Linked DNA regions of Mus musculus: region 1 is linked to region 2. A link is a loop called in an ENCODE intact Hi-C map of the cell type or tissue named here. Cell type or tissue: heart. All regions are shown on one strand. Links, peaks and the distances in the headings refer to the core of each region. The heading gives the core; the rest is flanking DNA.

What was found. Peaks named below come from ENCODE experiments on the same cell type or tissue, not always from the same donor. Only the 100,000 strongest peaks of a DNase experiment are listed, where the experiment ranks them.
Region 1: it touches region 2 in a loop (5-fold over the local background); 2 of 42 quality-filtered maps call a loop at or near these places.

What each region holds. Positions count from the first base shown.
Region 1 is chrX:21,347,496-21,355,835 of GRCm38, reverse strand. No RefSeq gene overlaps it. Among named protein-coding and RNA genes, the nearest start is that of Gm6938, 17 kb to the right of the region's middle. In heart, for the core only: CTCF peaks have their summits at 3,263 (motif pointing right) and 5,116 (motif pointing right); no DNase peak of the experiment used is centred there.
Region 2 is chrX:20,824,209-20,832,548 of GRCm38, reverse strand. It overlaps a transcript of Araf not described here. Among named protein-coding and RNA genes, the nearest start is that of Araf, 20 kb to the left of the region's middle. In heart, for the core only: a CTCF peak has its summit at 3,500 (motif pointing left); a DNase peak (open chromatin) is centred at 3,408.

The DNA.
Region 1 (8,340 bases), core at 201-8,200, 520 kb before region 2:
GGAACAATTCTGGCTTAAAATTTTTGATATAGGTGGGTGGCCCCATCCCTCAAACGGGGGGGGGGGCATGCCTATCCACTAGCAACTTAACAGCAAACGTAAAACCTCTAGAACAACAACAACAAAAAAGCAAACACAGCCAAGAAGTGTAGATGGCAAGAAATTATCACACTCGGGGCTGAAATCAATAAAATAGAGGCCGGGCAGTGTTGGCAAACGCCTTTACAGATGTTGAAAGAGCAATTCTCAACTTCATATGGAAAAAAACCCAGGATGGCCAAAACAATCCTGAACAATAAAAGAACTGGAGGAATCACCATCCCTGACCTCAAGCTGTACTACAGAGAAATAGTGATAAAATACACATTGTATTGGCACAGAAATATGCAGGTTTATCAATGGAATGGAATAGAATAGAAGACCTAAAAATAAACCCACACACGTATGGACACTTGATTTTTGGCAAAGAAGCCAAAACAATACAATGGAAGAAATAAAGCATCTTCAACAAATGGTGCTGGTCTAACTGAATGTCTGTATGTAGAAGCCCAACTGGATAAAGGAACTCAACATAAAACTAGATACACTAAATCTAATAGAAGAGAAAGTAGGAAAGAGCCTCAAACTCATTGGTATAGGTGACAACTTGAACAGAACACAAATGGCTCACACTCTAAGATTAAGAATTGGATATCTGGGCTGGAGAGATGGCTCAGCCATTAAAGGCTGGGCTCACAACCAAAAATATAAGAATTGGGTATCACTCTACCTCAAGATCCAGCTATAACACTCCTGGGCATATACTCAAAAGATATTCCACCATCCCACAAGAACATTTGCCTATATTTATAGCAGCTTTATTCACAATAGACAGAACCTGGAAATAACCTAGATGAGGGAAATAACCCTCAACTGAAGAATAGATACAGAAAATGTGACACATCCACACAATGGATATACTATTCAGCTATGAAAAACAAAGACATCAAGTGGATGGAACTAGAAAATATCATCCTGAGTGAGATAAACCAGACCCAGAAGACATAGTGTGTACTCACTGATAAGTGCATATTAGTCATAAAGGATAACCATGCTATAATCCATAGACCCAAAGAAGCAAAGTAACAAGGAGGGCTGGGGGCAGAGTTCATGAATCTCACTATGAAAGGGAAATAGAATACATACCTATTTCCTCCCCTCTACAGAGGGGAGGGAACTAGACCAGAGTATGGATGGGCAAGGGAATGTGAACTGGAGGGATGAGTTTGGTGGAGAACAGACAGAGAGGATACTGGGGGAGATTACTAGATGGAGGTGGTGGTGTCTCTGACACGAGCTAGAAAACTAGGCCAATGGAAAGTGCCAGAAATCTGAGGGTGACTCTGGCAAAGACTCGTAGCAATGATGGATATGGAGCCTGAACTGGCCATCTCCTATAACCAGGCCAAGACTTCTAATGGAGGGTTTGGGACACAAACCCAACCACAAAACCTTAGACCCACAATTTGTCCTGCCTACAAGATGTGCAGGGATAAAAGAGGAAGCAAAATTTGAAGGAAAAGCCAACCAATGACTGGACTTGCTTGAGACCCATGCTGTGAAAAAGCCTACCCCTGGCACTGTTATGATATTCTGCTATACTTGCAGACATGAGCTTAGCATAACCATGATCAGAGAGGCTTCTTCCAGTAACTGATAGAAACAGATCCACAGACAGACATCAGGCAGAGCTTGGGTAATACTACGGAAGGCGGGGAGGAAGAACTAAAAGAGCCAGAGAGGTCAAAGACACCACAATAAAACCTACAGAATCAACTAACCTGCGCAGATAGGAGTTCACGGAGAACTGAACAACTAATCAGCAAGCATGCATGGGACTGATCTAGGCCCTGTGCACATATGTCACAGTTATGCAACTGGGTCTTCATGTGCAACTCCTCAACAATAGGAGCAGGAGATATCTCTGACTCTCTTGTCCTCGGCCTTTGGATCCCTCTCCCTTAACTGAGCTGCCTTGTCTACCCTCAATAGAAGAAGGTGTGCCTCATCTTACTGCAACATGAAATGGAAGACAGGTTGATATGCATGGGAGGCCTCCCCTTTTCTGAAAAGCGAGGAAGCGTGGATGGAGGTTCGTGAGGAGGGAAAGAATAGGAGGGGGGGTAGGGAAACTGTAGTCAGGGTATGGATTAAATTAAGTAATTTTAAAAATTCTAGGATCGCTTCTCAGCCTTTTGGCTAAGATCAAGTATAAAATATTCTAGGAGACTATCATGATCTCCTTAGGGTTAACAAAGGTTTATAAAACAGGTAATAAAATATTTGAATTAAGGCAAAGTTTTTATGTTTGATATCTATCAGAAATATGTTAATTATGAATATAGCTACAGATGTACATTCACATATCTCAGTTGCTTCCAGCCCAGGATAAAAATATAAGGCTTTCTCTCTGACCTGGAATGTATTTTACCATTATCTATTAATTATACAGCACATGGTACCTTTTATTTGGATTAAGACCTTACCTACAAGGTATTGATTTTGCAATACACAGGATTGTAGGTATAGCTCAGTACTAAAGCACTCACCTACTGTGCTTTGATTTCTAGCACCTCAAAAAATGTAATTAAGTATATAATCATGCGTTGGTAAAGCTATCTCAAGGTCAATTATATTTGTTACACAAATTAAGTATATAGCATTGAGAAACAAAAGACCCACCTTGTAGAAGTTTACGCAAATTTGGACCATCATTGAACACATCAAAGAAGTAATTTTCACATTCAGACTGTGATATTTCTTTCTAAAAGTAACAAGAGATGCAAAGAAATGTGGAGAAATTAAGCCCAAAAGCCTCAACAAAATTCTGAATAAAGATGTCATCTATTGTAGAAGAAAACAGAGTCTGATGACAAAACCAGTTTTGTTACCTACTACATTAAAATTTAATTCTAGTTTTTTGCCTGATTTTTTTCCTTATTCAATTCTGAAAGATACAAAAGTATAAATATTAAAGACTTGGTTGGACCCCATTGTTTTCTCTGTAAACCAGGGAAGGTTGTTTAACACAAAACAAACAGTTCAAAGAAGAATCAAGCCACAGACATAGATCTAGAGCACTGGACTGAGTAGTTAAATGGTTTTCATCACGGGATAAAGGGGACAATCAAATATATTTTTTCTTTTTAGATATATTTTTTTATGTGTATGAGTTTTTTACTTGCATGTATGTAGGTGAAACACATGCATGTAGTACCCATAGACACCAGAAGAGGGCAACACATCATCTGCAGTTACAGATGCTTGCGTAGGCGTATTGGAAAATGAACCCAAATCCTCTGGGAAAACAATCATACAATCATACTCTTAACCACTAAACCATCACTCTAGCCCAACAACTGAGTTTATATGCAAAATGAGCTACCACAGCAGGAAGTTTGCTTAACTGAGTCTACTTGGTGGAATGTCACTCTCATGCCTAAGTTTTCACATAGAGATTACTGGTCAGCTTTCTATTGCTGTGATAAAAATATTTGACATAATCAACTCAGAAGAATTATTTAGCTCGGGTTTTCTTTAATTTCAGTCCATAGTTAGTTGTCCCCATTGCCTTTGGGCCTGCAATGAGACAAGACATAGAAGAGGGAAGATGTAGTGGCCAGGAAACAAAGAAAAACAGAAAAGGACTGGGACAGTCTTTCTCCCTCTAGCATCTATAAACCACAATGATTTGACATTACTATAATATAAGTAGTCCAGAACTTTAAAGTTGTGAAATAATTCCAGTACAATGAAAAAAGCCACATACTCTGTATGAGATTATTGGAATGAGATTATTGCCCTTTGTAGTCAATTTTTTTGTAGTTAATTAATTTTCCATGCTAATAACAAAGTATCACAAATGTACTGAGGTATGAAAGAAAGGAAGCTTATTGTGGTTCCAGAGGTTGGAAGTCTGTATTTGGTGGGAACCTTCTTGCTGACTGAGTCTTGAGATGATGTATGACATCAAACAGCAAGAGATTCGGACATTAAAACCATGTGTTAATTGTAACATCCTCCATAATAAGGAAGGCATCATGGAAGGAGTTGAAAGCCTGGATGTAGCAAACAATCACAGGAAAGGGAAAATCCTCCTGCTTGTGTGCCTTACAGCTGAGTCATCACCCTTCTCTTGCCCTGCAACTGGAACATCATAGTTTGAAAGCCTGCTGACTTTCAAACTAAAGCTACACGGTTATCATTCCCATTCTCGGGCCTTCATACTTGGGCTAGAACCACATACTCTTTTGGCTCTCCTGGCTCTCCAGCTTGATAACTGTATCTTTTCAAGTGAATCAATCCCATATAAGTATATGAGTGTATTTGTGGATATAAATGTATGTGGATGTATACACATATCCTATCAGTTCTATTTTTCCCTGTAGAAACTTTATTAATTCAGATTTTGCTATTAAAAATCCTCTCTGTAGACCAAGCCTTACTGCAGGTAGACATACAAATGCAGTAACTAGAAGCAAATGGGTCCCAGGCTAGTAAATGCCAAGTAAAAACAGATGAGTTAATTAATAGTCATGTAAGGTGATTCAATATAACAAACAGATGCAGGTGCAGATGCCTTCTATTTGCTTCTTCTCTTGATAATCCTACTATAATATCTAGAATAAGAACAGTATACTTACCTTGTGTTCCAACACATAGCTTTCTACTGCCATTTATCCACAGCAGTTATTACATATAAAATAATGCTATAGTCTGAGTGTGTTGCGTGCCCAAATAAAACTAAACCTCCAATGTTATAATAGTAAGATGTCATGGTCTTTGAAAGGGCTCTATTTTCACAAATAAGATTAGAATTCTGAAGGGAAAGGGGCAAACAGCTTTAAGAGGGCCTTTTCACCCTTTCCACTATGGCAAAAAGGTACTGTCTTCAAAGAAGAGAGAATCCCATACCAGGTACAAAATCTGCTAGCACCCTAAATTTAGATGTCCCAATCCCAAAAAGTTAGGCAATTTCTGTTGCTTACAAATTATCCTGCTTAAGTATTTTGTTATAGTAGCTAGCATGGAACAATATACTTTAATCTTGTCGCCAAGGCAATGTCTTGCTTTATCAAACATTGCCACTAGAGGACAGCACGTGCCTAGATTATTGTACAAGTTTTAAATCTGTCCAGAGGTTTAATAGCCTTGACTTCTGTAAAAACTGAAATAAATATCCTTTTTTATTACAAAGAAATCTTTTCTATGACACTATATCCTTCTACCTAGATTCATAATTTCCGTGTTAATGTATATAAAAATCACGGTAAGCTTGAAGACCAAATTAAAAGTCTTTCTAACTTTACCCAGAGCAAAATAAAAAAAACCAAGTTCTCAATGACCAAGCACTAACTTGCCCCGTGGATCATGAGTGACATCAGCAAGATGACCAAAGTCGAAACTACCAGTTAGTGTTAAGAACAATCAAAGAGCCAGGTGGGCATGGTGGTGCTTGCCTTTCATCCTAGTACTCAGGAGGCAGGTGGGTCTGTGTGAGTTCCAGGCCAGCCTGGTCTACAAAGCAAACTCCAGGACAGCCAGGGACATAGAGTGAAAACCTTTCTCAAGCAAACAAACAAAAAAGGAAAATCAAAGAAATGAATGCAAACACATTTGCTTCTCAGATGAAAGAGCCTTCCAAATTCTCAAAGCATGAAGAGTTATTTGGCATTAAATTATTTCAAAAGGATAGACTTTGTTAAGGTTTTGTAAAGCTGAAATAAAATGTCTATTTAGTAGACACATACATCACAACTAGAGGGGAGAGGGAAGCCAAATTTTTATCCAGTGGAGAGTTTCATCAAGAATGAACACAGAGAGGCTCCGCATCCCTCACAGATCAACACACCACTACTACTCATTGTACGTGTTTTCTTTTGCTTTGGTTTGTTTTATTTTTTTTTTTTGTTGTTTTGTTTTGTTTGAGTCAAGATTTCTCTGGCTGTCCTGGGACTCTCTCTGTAGACCAGGCAGGTCTCAAACTTGAAGATCCGCCTGCCTCTGCCTCCCAAATGCTGGAATTAAAGGCGTGCACCACTACCATCCTGCTGTATACACTTTTAAACACAGTTCTATTAAACATGTGAATAGTACTTCCTACAACATGTAAGTCATGGGTAGCTCAATATATATCGTGCTGTTCCTCCACTACCTTATATGTTCTCCTGGGTGTACAACAAATATGGATGTAGATTATCAGTATTCTTTACAAGTCTGTCTTTCATTGAGCTGAAAAAATATTTGAACCTACAGTTACCCATATGATGTCTTATGACTCACATTACAAACCACCTGAAAGAAATGGTGGAATTCCATGTTTGAACCCAAACCCCTAAACTAAAATTTTCCACCCATCAAAAGTTGGCAGTGCCAACTAGAAAAATGACTCGTTGGTTGAAAGTATTGGTTTCTCTTGTAGAGCTCTCAGATTCCACATCCAGCACCCGCATAGTGACTCAAAACCATCAATAACTCAAGTTCCAGGGGATCCAATCCCCTATTCAAACCTCTGCAGGCACTATTCACACATGTAGTGCATATACATACAAAATGCTCATAAAACACTAAATAAATAAATAAATAAATAAATAAATAACAAATCTAAAATAATTTTTGAGTTGGAAAAAAGCAATCAGAGGAAGTGGGGAGGGAGGACCTGGGTGGGAAAGAGGAAAGGGAGGGGAAGACGGGAATCTGATCTGGTATTGGGTGGGGGAACAGGACTGAAGCTCTGAGGGCCAGCAGAAAAAATGGAAACAAGCAACCTCGGGATGTAGAAGGTAGGGGGATCCTCCAGAATGCATCAGAGACCTGGAAGGTAAGAGACTTTCAGGAATCAAAGGGAGGGACCTTAGATGAAATGTCTGACAGTAAGGAGAGGGAACTTATAGAGCTCACCTCCAGCAGGAAGACAGAATATCAAGTGAGGGATAGGGTTGCCATCCCACAGTCACATCTCTGACCCATAATTGTTCCTGTCTGAAATAATTACAGGAATGGAAATGGAGAGAAGCCTGAGGAAAAGAAGGCCAGCAGCAGGCCCAAAGTGTGATCCAGCTCAAGGGGAGGTCCCAAGGCCTAACACTATTACTGAGGCTATGGAGTGCTCACAAAAAGGGGCCTATCATGACTACCCTTTGAAAGACCCAATAAGCAGCTGAAAGAGTCAGATGCAGATATTTATATCCAACCAATGGACAGAAGCTGCTGACCCCTGTGGCTGAATTAGGGAAAAGCTGAAAGAAGCTGAGGAGGAGGGTGACCCTGTAGGAGGACCAGCAGTCTCAATTAACCTGAACCCCTGAGATCTCTCAGACACTGGGTCACCAACCAGGCAGCCTACACCAGCTGACGTGAGGCCACCAACACATATACAGCAGAGGACTACCGGGTCTGTGTTCAGTCAGAGAAGATGCTCAAGAGATGGGAGGCCCCAGGGAGTTTAGAGGTCAAGTAGGGTGGGGGTGGGGGTGCAGGGGTGGGGATATCCTTGTGGAGACAGGGGAGGAAGTATGGGATGTGGAACAGGCAGTGAGTGTACTGGAAGGGGGACAAAATTCGGACTGTAAAAAAAAGATTAAAATTTAAAAAAATCTGTCTGCAAAAACAAAAATAATTAAAAGATTATATGTATAAAAATGGCCAATCTTTGAATTCTACATAATCTCTACATAGGAAATCTCACAACAACTTCTTTTACAAAAAACACAAGTCATGTGTTGCAGTGGGCAGGGTACTGTGAAAATATATCTAGGTACACTTTCACATGTGAGTCCTGTTACAAAGAAAGCCAGGGATCTAGAAAGGAGATACAATTTTCCTAACTTCCCAACTTTTATAAAACAGTAGTATAACTCAAACATGACCTATTAAAAGTGCATATATGGCTCACTTGTATGTGGAAGCTTAAAAAGTGGCATCACCCCAATACAAAGACTGCAGCGAGGATAGGTCAATGGGGATAATGTTCCAGACACAATAGGAGGAATCCTTCCTAGTGTCCTACTGTACAATAGGGTAACTATTGTTAGCAATACATTGCATATTACAAAGTAGCTAGAAGAGAGTTTTTGACATCCTTCACACACACATACAGAGAGAGAGAGAGTGTGTGTGTGTGTGTAAATAAGTGAGATGAGAACTGGCAAGTTGGCTTAGCAGGAAGAAGCACTTATGAACAGGCCTGAAACCCAAGTTTCAGCCCTCATCCTACATGGTGGCAGAAAGAGACAGGCTCCCAAGATTTGTCCTCTGACCTCCAAATATACATGGTGGCAGGTACATGTGCAGATACACACT
Region 2 (8,340 bases), core at 23-8,022:
TTTGCAGCAAATGGATGGAACTAGAAATAATCATCCTAAGTGAGGTAACCCAGACTCAGAAAAATAAATATGGTTTGCATTTGCTTTTATGTGGATACTAGCCATTAAATAAATGGTAATCAACTTACAATCTGTAGACCCAGAAAGGCTGGGTGTAGAGTGGGGAACACATGGATCTGATCTCCTTGGGAGGGGTGAATAAAACATATCTTATGGGTGGACTGGGGGTGGGGGATGGGAACAAGTTAAGGTGACAAGAGGAAGTGGAGATGGGTTTAAAGGAAGGATTGCAGGGAGAGACAGCTGGAATTGCAGGGCATTTGGGGGATGGTATTGAAATCATGTGCAGTGGAAACTTTCTAAAATATATGAAGGTGATCCTAATAAGGTGTCCTAATATTCGTGGAGATGAAGTCGCAACTGGCCACCTCTTGTCATAAAAGGAAGCTTCCAATACTGAGGCTGAGCTGCATTCAGTTGAGTTCTTTGCCAACAGGGTCCCATGGAAATCTCTAAACAACCCAGGCTGACAACTGGGACCCATTGCTGAGGACAATACCCACACAGCTTATTGTATGGAAAATTAGAGCTGGTGCCAACATGAAGCATTCACTCCTATGTCCTAGTCTCTTTGGTGTGAGAAGGTACTCTGCAAGCTACCAAGAGAAAGATGTAAATGCTAACACAGCTACAAAAAAACTCTAGCTTATAATCAGTCCTGCATACAAGATATGATAGGGCAATGGTGGCAAAGAACTTGTGGAAGTTCCCAACAAATGTCTAATTTGACTTAAGGCCCACTCCATGGAAGGAATTTATACCTGGCACTGCTTGGGTGACCAAGAACTAGAGACCAGATAGCCAAGAGACCTGGGATAAAACCACATAATATTGCTAAAAAATGGGGGGGGTGTCAATAAAATGACTCCTGATGATATTCTGCTATATGCCTTAATCAGCCATCATCAGAGAAGCTTCCTCTGGCAGCAGATCGAAACAGATGCATTCCCGCTTGTGCAGACACACACACACACACACACACACACACACACACACAGAGGGGAGGGGGAGGGAGGGAGAGATCCCTGGAACACACAACTGTAAATGAGATGATGTCTCCATCCAATCTTTTCTTCAGAGTTCAGGGGAACCTTCAGAAGAGGAGGCAGAAAGAAAGCATGGAGAGCAGCAGGAAAACAAGGTCTGTAAAAGTAAACAAGGCTCATATGAAGTCTCAGAGACTGAAGCAGCAAACACAGCGTTCACAGGTCTACACCAGGTCCTCTGCATATATACTGTAGCTTTCCACTTAGTATTTTTATAGAACTTCTGAGTGTGTGAATGAGTGGACTTCTGATTCTTGTTCCTGCTCCCCAGTCTCTTTTACTTCTGTTGGGTTGCCTGGTCCAGCTTCCATGTGGCGTACTTTGTTTTATCTTATTAAACAGGATATAGGGTATGAGAATAAGAATCTATTTTCAATTTAAAAATAATAAAACCTTAATTCTAAATAATGCAGTCAGATTAAATTTCCACTCTCTTGATGAAAATTTAATTTTAATACATGAAGCCTAGGGAGGCAAGCACAACAAATGACAATAATATGTCATTTTTAAAATGTCCTAGGTTATGGGTTCTGCTCCTATACTGCCTGCTTCCTGTTGCGTCCTTAGTTTTTATTCTGTTTTGCACTTTTACATTGTAAATAAGAGGATTTTTATTTTTATTTTCTTTCATTTTGTGGTTTATCTCTTAGACCTAATTACAGTATAATTTTATGAAGAATGCATCTTAATATAGTAAAATATATCACCCCATTTTTGAGACAGTGATTGCTTTGAACTCACAATCTTCCTTGTCCCACCTCTCAGTTCAGGGATTATAAATTCATGCCACTACTAGAGTCACCTCTTAATTACTTAATGTTTGTGCTTCAGGGTTTTCTTTTTTTCTTTTCTCTTTTTTTCGAGACAGGGTTTCTCTGTGTAGCCCTGGCTGTCCTGGAACTCACTCTGTAGACAAGGCTGGCCTCGAACTCAGAAATCCGCCTGCCTCTGCCTCCTGAGTGCTGGGATTAAAGGTGTGTGTGTGTGCTGCCACCACCGCCTGGCCAGGGTTTTCTTTTGTTGAAGAAGAAACACAGAAGTGGATGATCACAGTCAGCTATTGGATGGGTCACATGGCCCCTAATGGAGGAGCTAGAGAAATTACCCAAGGAGCTAAAGGGAATTGCAACCCTATAGGTGGAACAACAATATGAACTAACCAGTACCTCAGAGCTCTTGTCTTTAGCTGCATATGTATCAGAAGATGGCCTAGTCGGCCATCACTGCAAAGAGAGGCCCATTGGACTTGCAAACTTTATATGCCCCAGTACAGGGGAACGCCAGGGCCAAAAAGGGGGAGTGGGTGGGCAGGGGATTGGGGGGGTGGGTATGGGGGACCTTTGGGATAGCATTGAAAATGTAAACGAGGAAAATACCTAATAAAAAAAAAAGAAAGAAAGAAACTCCTTAGTGATACAGGCTCAGAACACACTGCCACAAATTATATAGAGAATTGATGTATTCTGTACTTTGAGTTGAAGCAAGACCTTTCTGACCTTGTCCCCTGCCCCTTCTCTTACTTGGCTTTCCTAAGGCTAGCCATAAAAACTAGTCCTTCCTCTTCTTCAATGCAAGGCACAAAACCTGGAAATAGTGCTCTAAACTTCTGTCTTTCTATATGGGAGTTGGCCATAAATTTGAGAATTTGCCTTGGCTAATAGGAGCTCATGGGTCCTCATTCCAGCGATGCCCTACATCTGTGGATAAGGAATAGAGAGAGGCCAACTGGATGGGTCCCCACTGGTCCATCTATGAGACAGCTTTCTACTACTGTAACACACACACACACACACACATTTCTGAGCCTGGGTTGGTGGTTCATGCCTTTTATCCCAGCACTTGGAAAGCTAAGGCAGGAGAGTCATGAGTTCTAAGCCAGCCTGGGACCTACCTTATCTCAAAACAAGACAAAACAAAACAAAAATAAAAACAAGCTGTAATAAACTCAATTGTAATTTGTTCAATTTACTATTGTGAAATGTTTCTCAACGTGCATTCACCAAGCACTTATACATCTGTGTCTTTTCAATATGTTTTTCTAAGCATTTCTATATCTCTACATCTTTTAAGTATATTTTAAAACGAGGATAGGAATCTTAGAGGGATAAAAGCTGCAACAAAAACTACTTGCATGCTTTTAACAAAATAGGACTCCTCCAGAACCACTAGTTATTTTTAGAAACCACGTCTATCTCCGCCTCCATGGCTGAAAGGAATTGCAGACACCATCTGTCCTAAGCTCAGCAGCTGGAACTGGAACCCAATAGCCCCAGCCACGTAGGTGGAATGTAGGAGGACAGCAGTCCTCGCTGCTGATTTGCTGATTGTTGTCGCAGTGGTTTGGTGTATGCTGGGTGTCACTCAGAAAATGGAAATGGGGCCCTCTGCTGGGCTATGCACCAAATTCCATCTAGGGAATTTTCTGGAAAGAAATTAGCCATAGTGAAGGACAAAATTCTAAGAGCCAAAGAAAAAGAACCAAGTATCCATCTGAGTTTAAATGCCAGTTAGAAACAGCTTAGAAAATTTATTTAGGTAACCACATTAGAAAGCTCATTCCCCCTCTCTTTTGTGTTATTGAATTAAAGTTTGTTTTTTTTAATGGATAACTAAAGTATAATTTTTTTAAAAAATCATCATATTGAAAAGCAAAACTGTGGTTTTTAACATTCTTAACTTTATTATTTTCAGAATATTAATAAACATATGTATTTTAATTAATTAGTTTATTTATCGTACATATGTGTGTGCATGCATACCATGGAGCAGGCACATGTGGAGGTCAGAGGACATCCCCAGGGACTCAGTTCTCTCCTTCCCCCAGTCGATCAGGCTTGATATTGGATATCTTTATCCACTGAGCTCTCTGCTACTCCAAACATTTGTAGTTCTGCTTTGTTCTTTAAATATCAGACTTCAAATCTACCTGGGTAGTGTTCTGACAGTTTTCTTCTCAGAGCCCCTTGACTCCAGCTATAGTTGGAGCAGAGGATGTTATAAAAGCAATTGGATTATGAGTCTGAAACCCTTTGATACAGATATTTAGAAATTGTTAGTGTCGATATAAGGCTGATTCTTCACTCCTCACGTGTGTTATTAGTTAAAAAAAGAGTAGTAATCAAAGACATTTCTGCATAGACAGCCACAAACTCATTAAACACCGTCATTTAAAGGAATGTGCTAACTTAGAAAGATGCTGTTGTGTTATTTCCAAGCGAATAAAAATAACGTGTAAGAGAATGAGCGCTCCCCGATCTCATTTCCTTTTTTTTTAATTTTCTTAGAGCCTGATTCTACAGCCCAGTGTCACAGCAATTGCTTCCTATGTATGATTCTGAGCTTGGTCTGAAGCGCTGTAAAACACACAGAACTGTCTTAATAAAAGACCAACAGAAACTTCAGAAGCACAGCAAATAATCAAATGCTAAGGGATTTCATTGTTTCTTTCATGAATGCTGATTTCTCAATCATAAAAAATTCTTTTTCTTCCTTTACTCTTTTTTGAAATGGGGGGTGCGCCTCACTATGTAGCCTAGCCTAGCCTCAAACTCAGGATCTTCCTGCCTTTATTCTTCTAAGATTGCTAGTCTCACTTTAAAATATACTTAAAAGATGTAGAGAAATGGAAATGCTTAGAAAACAATATTGAAAATACACAGATGTGTGAATGGTGAAAATACATTAAGAGACATATCACAATAGTAAATTGAACATATGTACACCACCATACAAAGCTCTGCCCTTGTTTTTTAATTTTAATTTTATATTTCCATGGTGTTTTGTTTTGCATTAAAGCTTTTATATTGGTGGAATTTTATTTTGGTGTGAGGTCTAATAAAATACATACCATATTTTCCTGTTTGTCCCCTTCAAGAAGCTACTAGAGTAGCCTAGAAACATTTGGAAGCTATTTGCCTTTCTTAGGGAAGTAACACAGGAAGAAATTAGTAGAAAACTGTTTTGTTTGGTTGGTTGGTTTTGGTTTTTCGAGACAGGGTTTCTCTGTGTAGCCCTGGCTATCCTGGAATTCACTTTGTAGACCAGGCTGTCCTCGAACTCAGAAATCCGCCTGCCTCTGCCTGCTGAGTGCTGGGATTAAAGGCGTGCGCCACCATGCCCGGCTTAGAAAACTGTTTTGATGCTGGAATCCTGAGGAATAAAACCCTGGCTCTCAGAAATTATAGACAAATCCCTCTATCACTAAAGCTGTGTGTCTCCAACCATAGTGACAACTCTTTTTTTTTTTTTTTTTTTAAAGATTTACTGTTGGGCGGTGGTGGCTCACGTCTTTAATCCTAGCACTTGGGAGGCAGAGGCAGGTGGATTTCTGAGTTTGAGGCCAGCCTAGTCTACAAAGTGAGTTCCAGGACAGCCAGCAGGGCTTTATGGAGAAACCCTGTCTCGAAAAACAAACAAACAAACAAACAAACAAACAAAAACCCAAAGATTTATTTATTATATGTAAGTACACTGTAGCTGTCTTCAGACACTCCAGAAGAGGGCATCGGATTTCGTTACTGATGGTTGTGAGCCACCATGTGGTCGCTGAGATTTGAACTCAGGACCTTCAGAAGAGCAGTTGGCGTTCTTAACCACTGAGCCATCTTGCCAGCCCCCATGACAACTCTTAATGGAAAAAAATGTTCAAAAATCTTAGACTAATTCTGTTTTATAAGTGGGAAGATGCCCCATAAAAGACTATGGAATAAATACTTAATCTATCATTACCAAAAATAGACCCATTTCAGGACATTACTTGAATAAAGAAAAGGCAAAATAGTGTGGCATCTTACAACGTTCCAAAGGATTCCATTACCTTTAACTTATATCGGTAACACAGCTGGGATTGGTAGCTCATACTTGTAACCCTATCATCTGGAAGATGGAAGGAAGAGAATCAGGAATTCAAGGTCAGCCTTAGCTAGTTTGAGGCCAGCCTATAATTCACGAGACCTTGTCTCAAAAGAATGGTTGGTAATAAATATGTCATTAAATATTACATTACAGAGGCCTAGAGTGATGGTTCAGCAGTTAAGAGCACTGAATGCTCTTCTAGAGGATGCAGATTCTTTCTATTCTCAGCACCCACATGGTGGCTCAAAACCATCTATAACTCCAGTTCCAGGGGATCTGATGCCTTCTGGCCTTTGAAAGCGCTGCACTGTTGTATAAATTTTTAATCCCAATTTGGAGTTTCTACCTCACCTTGATCATTCAGTTCCTGGACAAAAGACACACAACTGTTATTATTTTAAAACATACATGTAAGCAAAACACCCATACACATAAAATCTTTTTTATTTAAAGGAGCACTATAGAAGAGTACAGAGTACTGCAGTTGCTTGGACCAGAAGTTTGAGACTTAGTCTGAACAACATAATACAACTCTGATTTAAAATAAATAGTAAGCCAGGAGTGGTGATGCCCACCTTTAATCCTAGCAACCAAGGGGAACGGGGCCAAAGTCTCTGTATGAGTTTGAGGCCAAGCTGGTGTACATAGTGAATTACAGGTCAGCCAAGACTGCAGAGTGAAACTCTGCCTCTAAAGAAAGAAGGAAAGAAGGAAGGAAAGGGAAGGGGAGGGGGGGGGAGGGGAGGGGAGGGAGGGAGGGGGAGGGAGGGATGAAAGAATGAATAGAGAGACTACAGAGATGGCTCCATGGCTAAGAGTGGTTACTGTTCCTCCAGAGGACCTAGGTATAATTCCCACCACCCGAATTAGGCATCTCACAACTGCCTCTAATTCCAGTTCCAAGGGATGCTACACTCTCTGGGCTCTCTTTCATGGACTGTGACACCCTTTGGGCTATAAGTATCAGGCATGAACACACGCGCACACAAACACTCACACACACACACACAGATGAAAAAAAAAATGGTACTTTAATTCCAGCACTTAGGAGGCAGAAGCAGATATATGGATCTCTTCAAGAAACACTTAACATTCAACATCTTTAGCCATCAGAGAAATACAAATAAAAACAACTTTGAGATTCCATCTTACAGCTGTCAGAATGGCTAAGATCAAAAACTCAAGTGACAGCACATGTTCGCAAGGGGAACATTGCTGGAGGGAGTGAAAATTTGTACAACTACTCTGGAAATCACATGGCAGTTTCTTGTAGCTAGTTTTTTGCTACTTTGTTGGTTCTTCTTTTTCCCACCCTTTATCCCCCCTAGTTTCACCCCCTATCACTAGAAAGGAAAGAAGGAAGGATAGAGTGGGAAGAAAGAATTAGAAGTACCTAAGCCTAATTTTTTCCTTTTTTTTCTTCTTTGAGCATGGCCAGCTAACAAACTGCAACCAACGCCCCCTAAACTACCACCAACCACCAATCTCTCCTCTTAGAGCCCATTTATATACCCTCTGAAAAGTTCCAATAATTCCAAACATCACACTGTCCCAGAAACTATCTGCAGCTGGCAGAAACCACACCTCAGCTCGAGGCAAATCATAGTGTGCTGTAGTCAGTCCAAAGCAGCCCCACCTGGGATTAAAACAAAAACACATTCTTAGAATATTTATGGTTTCTTTTTTAAGAAACCAAAATTTCAGCCGGGTGTGGTGGTGCACGCCTTTAATCCCAGCACTCGGGAGGCAGAGGCAGGCGGATTTCTGAGTTTGAGGGCAGCCTGGTCTACAAAGTGAGTTCCAGGACAGCCAGAGCTACACAGAGAAACCCTGTCTCGAAAAACCAAAAAATAAAATAAAATAAAATAAAATAATAAACCAAAATTTTAGGACTGTCAGCACAGTTCCTCAGAAAATTAGAAATCAATCTACCTCAAGACCCAGCGATACCACTCTTGGGCATATGCATAAAGGCTGCTCCCTCATACCACAGGGACACTTGTTCAGCCATGTTCACTGCTGCTCTATTTCTAATAGGCAGAAACTGGGAACAACCTAGATGACTCTCAAGAGAGCAATAGATAAAATGTTGCACATTGACATAATGGAATACTATTCAGCTATTAAAAACAAAGACATCATAGCTAGGCAGTGGTGGTGCATGCCTTTAATTCCAGCACCCAGGAGGCAGAGGTAGGCAGATATCTGTGAGTTCAAGGCTAGCCTGGTCTACAGAGGTAGTTCCAGGATGGCCAGGGCTACACAGAAATACCATGTCTTGAAAAACAAAAGAAAACAAAAATTCCATTGCACCCAGCTTTATAACAAACACTCTCTAGCTATAACTATATGCCATGAGCGAACTACATAGATGACCATC